Linked DNA regions of Homo sapiens: region 2 is linked to region 1. Evidence: chromatin contacts called from ENCODE Hi-C or POLR2A ChIA-PET data. All regions are on one chromosome and are shown on one strand. Each heading gives the region's core, a stretch centred on a gene start or an enhancer-like site at or near the end of the contact. The rest is flanking DNA. Distances are from core to core; before and after follow the strand shown.

Region 1 (2,700 bases), core at 197-2,696:
AAGCTGAACTCCCAGAGCCTGTGATCCCAATCACCAAAGATACAGTGATTGGTCCAGGGAGAGAGAAGATGTCCTTCTGAGACTGAGGGTAACCTGGAGCTGCTGCAGGCGCTGTTGCAATCACGGGTACCCATTTGTCTGAGATTGACACCAACATAAAAGAGAGCAAATTAGAGTGGTGGAGAGAGATGTGGCAGATTTCTGAAGGCATTGTTTAAACTCTCAGACCCACCCATGTGGAAAGTTTGTGCTATCTCTGGGCTTTTCAATAATGTAAGTCAATACATTTTTTTTGTTTAAATTAATTTGATTCAGTTTCTAACATTTGTTGCAACATTGCCCTGATTAACGTGTGTTCTAAAGTTACTTTTATATATAAAGTATCATACACTTTACCAAACTTTTCCATTGCTCCAGGTCATAGAGGTGGGTGGAGCCACCTTCCCTCATCCCTGGATGGTATCACCTCCTTCCTGGATAAAAGCTGGCTACAAGGACACATGAAACCTAGGATGTCACAACATGCCAGAGAAACTAATGTGTCCAAAAGATATGCTTTGAGAGCCCTCTAAGTGTCATTGCCGTTTCTCGTCCACTTGATGCAAATCCGTAGTCCAGTCAGTAGCAAGATAGAGCAGGAAAAGTATGGACTTTTCAATTAGATGAATTGTGATTGTGTTTGATGTCTTGCCTTCCTGAGTAGCAAGATTACAATAAAGGGAAGAATACATATGTATCAGTCAAGGTCTAATCGGGAAACAGAAACCACTTCAAGGGTTGAACCAGAGTAGATTTAGAGAATTGTTTACACAAACGATAAATAGAGGAGCTGAGAAACCAAACGAGATGGTGAGACAACTCTGAGATTAGCAACAACGGGAAGCACCTACCTACCACTCCTAGGACTGCAAGGACAAAAGGAGGGGGTGGTGATACTGGAGCTCAGCAGCCAGATTACCAGATGAAAGCCATAGTGGGCCTGTCTGGAGGGAATCAGAGATAAGAAGAACACTCAGCCATCACTGGAGACCATGTAGATGCAGACAGAAGGCAGGTAAGGGAAGTGTCTTGGGTGGCTTCTCTTCCCCTGCTATCTTTAGGCCAACAAGAACCAAGACATGTTCACCATGATGTGTCACTGGTAGAAATTCACAGGTGGGATCTTTTGATAGTCCTTGACCTATCTGCTGCATTTCAGAGTTGAAGTGGAAATGATGTTTCAACCAGGTCAGAAAAGTACAAGGTCCTTCTCCATGATTTGGAGGCTTCTTCAGTCTTCGCTAGTTTTTGTTTGGGAAAACTGTTTTCTCTTTTCTCTTCTATCACTTTCACACTAAGCAAACTCTTGCTACTGAGTTACATCAGCCATGTCCTGGAAACATGCAGGGGAGTTGGAAGCAGCCTCATCTCCCGAAGCAGCTGACCTAGGCCTTTTGTTCCTCGCCCGTTGTGGGCAAAGTCCTGGTAATTTTCATTAAGCCAGCTGAGGGGATCAGCATTTGGCTATAGGCCCACCCACCCCTATAACTTCATAGTTGTGAGCCTGCCAAAGTATAATTAAAAGACAGGCCATCCATGGGAAATAACCCCATTGAGAAATTCCAAGAAAGGAGACAGAACTTCCTGAAACTCTTTGGTCATCTTCTCTGCCTTGTTTTATTTCTCCATGGGATGTGCCAAGCCAAGAAAGCTAGAAGGTCATTGAGCAAAGTTACTCATTTATGGGTTCTTTATTTGGTCCAGCCCCAATTTGTTATAGTTTGCTTCTCAACAGCAAGCAAGGAACAGTCTCAGCCTGGCAAGGAAATACTGCCTAATCTTTGTTGATATTGGGAGGGCCTGCAGTTCATCAAGTGCAAAATTGGGATTTAATGGGAAATGACTCTCGGGGAAGAATTGAGACATCTTCTTGTGTTTTACATGTTATAAAGGGTTGCGTGACTTTTAACTGCTTAATTATGGAGCCATTCATTCACCAAACATTTGTTGAGTAATCTGTTAGTGTGTCTTCCCAGTTTTTCCTCAGAAAACAAAACTGATGCGGGCAAAACCATGATAAGCCTTTGGTAAAGATGAGAGATCCCCTTCGATATTTTTTCTTTTCAAGAAAGAGAAAATCAATTTCACGAAAATCTAAGCAATTTTTAAGAACAGCTAAATTTCAGGTGAAGAAGATGTTTTACTAACTTAATCCCACAGAAAGACGATGTTTCCAAGAGGAAGGAATTCATACTCTGAAGGCAGAATTGGACCTGATTCCTGAATCTGGAATCATCAGCTGCTTGGACATGAGTGAATCACATCCTTTCTGAACCTCAGTTTTCTCATCAAAAGAATGAGCATCACAATATTGGCCATGTAAGGGAAGACATCGAGATAAAAAAATCTCTAATATATTAACAGTCTATTAGGCACATATTAAGTGATCGCATAATTATGAATATTATTACTTACTCAATATCCTTAGACATGTCTCTTTGCCCAACTAAAGTGAGCTCACATTATTTCTCTCTGCCCCAAACCCATAGCTTTCTCCCTTCACTCCCTCATTAGGTTAACCAGGAACACAATGCTGTGTCCTCTCTGATCAGGCTCCTAGTGCTGCATTTTATGAGCAGTCTTCACCCTTCCCCCACCTCCAAGTAGCCGATGCCATTGCACCGTTCTTGGTTTGTATAAATGCAACGAGCATAGTGCCTG
Region 2 (2,700 bases), core at 60-2,559, 530 kb before region 1:
TCTTACGTGTGGTTGAGCCCATCTATTGCCATCTTGGGCTTGAATACTTGTATTTAAAAGAGATGAACAGAGAGAAACTGGAAAACTGACAGAATGACATATCCTGACCTCTTACTATTTTTCATCCCCTACTTCTGCTGACAAATATTCTGATGAGTTTGTGTCCCAAGGTGAAGGAAAAGAAAAGAAAAAGTACTGTGGAAACCAGGCTTCTTTTGGTTATGTTAATATCATGGATACAGACCAAGCCTAGTAGTATTCCCACTGAAATTAGATAAATGAAAACTGCCAATAGTCTTTTAGTTTTGGCTTTCTGGGGTAAGTCATTTGTGTCCTTGAGGACTTCTGTCTTGATCAAAGCATCTACTACCTGATTGCTAATTTATATTGGAGTGGTAACAGTAGAATAGAATATAAGGACTTGTGAAATTCTAAGTGTCTGGTGGCATCCTCACTCATTTCATTCATGATGGTGAATAATACTGTCAACTGCAGAAAGGCCTACCTGGAGGATATTGTGTGCATTACATACCTAGATTCCCAAGATGGAAGTCCTTGCATCTGTGGCAATACATGTGATGAACTACTAGGAGCAGACTTTCTTGTAACAACCTTTTGAGGGCTCTGGTCAACACAAGCAGAAGCGGTGGCGAGTCAGAGCTTAGGTGGGGTATGAGGCTGAGGATGTTGAATTCATAAGGATAAAGTGCCACTTTATAGACGTAACATACGCAGGGAATATACCTCCATTCTTAACAGCCTGTGTTCAGAATTTTATACCCTTCTAACACTTCCATCACCTTCCTCTCTTCCCTGCCTATACTTGGAAAGGATGCCAAAGCCTTCCTTAGTGCTTCACCTATCCAGTTTCGAAGCTGTCATGTGCATCCGATCCGATATTTCAAAGCAACCCTTTTGCCATTTTTCACTGTGTTATTCTCTCCGTATTACTACCGGATTTTTTTGGTTGTTTGTTTATTTTTTTATGACCTGACATCAAATCCTGTCTAAACACTAACACTTTTTCATGTTAAAATAAGTCAGTTTAACAAATAAGGCCAGGAAGAAGGCGAAGTGTCTCCCTGCTGTTACCCTGTTCTGGAGTTCCTCGACTTCTGGCGCACGGGGAGTGTGTGTGTGTGTGTGTGTGTGTGTGTGTGTGTGTGTGAATGCGTCAAGAGGGAGACACAAGCTCGGCCTTCGAATTGGCCAGCCTAGTGACCCGCGAGCCCGCCCCCACTCTTCCCCCTCCCCCTCCGGCGCTCACACTCAGGAAGCAGCTGGCTACAGGCCGGCCCTCGCGGCCGCACACACATCCACACTCCTCGCCCGGCTGCCTTCCTCCCTCCCTCTTCCCCCTTCCCCTCTCCCTGCAGCCGCGTCCACACTGCGCCGCCCGGGCAGCCCAGAGCGCGGCGCGCACGGGCACCGGCGGCGAGTGCCGCGGCCACTGCCCCTCCCGGGACCCCCTGTACGCCGTCCGCGCCGTCCAGGGTCACACCGGCGACGGAACCCGCCGGCAGCAATTAGCCAGCATCCCGGGGTCGGCCCCCAGAAGCATTCCCCGGCCCAGGACGAGGATGAACAGGACAGGCGAGGCACAAAGTCGCAACTGAACTTTTTAGAAACATTATTTGTGTGTGTATGTGTGTAGCAGGGGAGAATGAGCTGATGCCGAGGGTCCAGCCACCCCGCCTCTGCCTCCTCCTCCCCCTGCCGCCGCTGCCCTCGCAGACGCGCGCGCACACACGGCACTTGGGCCGGGTTTCCGCGCTCCGTCCCCCCGTTTGGATGGGGGTTTTCATTTCCGAAGGAGGCACAGCCCGCGGAGCGCTCTGAAGGGCTGGAGCCCCAAGTTACTCCTCGCCAGCGCCGGCCGCCCGCTGTCACTCGCGCTGGCCGGCCGGGGGAAGGGACCCGCACGCCGGGCTTTGTTGTGGAAATCCCGGTTACCTGGTAAGTGGATGCCATAGGAACTTTGCTCGCAGGCGAGAGACGAGGAGAAACCGGGCGCTTGAGAGTGTGGGGGAGTTAAAGCTCAGAGACGCAAACTAGGGATTACAAATAGTTTTCTACGCTGAGCCGGTGGCGTTCGCGCGGGTTTAAGGATACGCGCACCTCAACTCCCGGCGTCACAGGTCACTGAGAGACCTGCGCTGACTGAGACTGATAGCAACAATTAGGGTTCAAACCATGTTTCTGTCAGTGGCCTAAGAGCGCCCAGTGTAGAAGACAGATAACGGGGCTTTAAAGTTGCGCTAATTCGGAACAGTTTTTGTGTTTTCATTTCAAGTAGAGCGGGCAGAGGGGTACACAATCAGGGCACGTTACAGGACGCACGGGCATGGGGCGCACCACTCTGGAGTCCCCACTGAAGGGAAACTTTGGCGAAGTGGGAACTGATGGGGTGACGTGAGGTCTCTCGCGCACACGCGGGGCTGTAGTTGTCTTTTCAAGTTCCACGTGTTTGTGGAGTTTCACGAAGGCTGTTTTCCACGCCTGTGTCTCATCCAAGCCGGTGTCCCCATGATTGCGGGAGGTGGTCGGGCTGAGGGTACCTACACTCCTCGCGGGTACCGGCCCGGCGATCCGCAGCCGCCAGGTCTGGAACTATAACCTCCCACGCCGCCAGGACGCAGACACAGCCAGACACGAACCCTCCCCGCCGGGTTCGTCACCTCGCGTTTACATTTTTTATGG

What was found. A loop is a pair of places that touch in the nucleus more often than their neighbours do. ChIA-PET counts read pairs that join two places held with the same protein, here RNA polymerase II (POLR2A). Pooled maps may share reads with other maps.
Region 2: POLR2A ChIA-PET joins it to region 1 with 14 read pairs in BJ. The contact joins the promoter of GLIS3 here to the enhancer-like site in region 1. A Hi-C loop is called at or near these places in 1 of 50 pooled maps. POLR2A ChIA-PET finds 5 or more read pairs at or near these places in 3 of 52 experiments (BJ, GM12878 and PC-9).

Annotation. Positions count from the first base shown.
Region 1 is chr9:3,768,042-3,770,741 of GRCh38, reverse strand. No RefSeq gene overlaps it. Among named protein-coding and RNA genes, the nearest start is that of RFX3-DT, 100 kb to the right of the region's middle. Within about 2 kb of position 1,446, at least 2 of the 41 ENCODE cell types and tissues checked have a DNase peak (open chromatin) inside an H3K27ac peak, as active enhancers do.
Region 2 is chr9:4,298,677-4,301,376 of GRCh38, reverse strand. It overlaps GLIS3 (GLIS family zinc finger 3), which reads left to right and starts at 1,309. Exons shown (of 11, transcript NM_001042413.2): 1 at 1,309-1,956. It overlaps GLIS3-AS2 (GLIS3 antisense RNA 2), which reads right to left and starts at 2,076. Exons shown (of 4, transcript NR_186824.1): 1 at 1,954-2,076.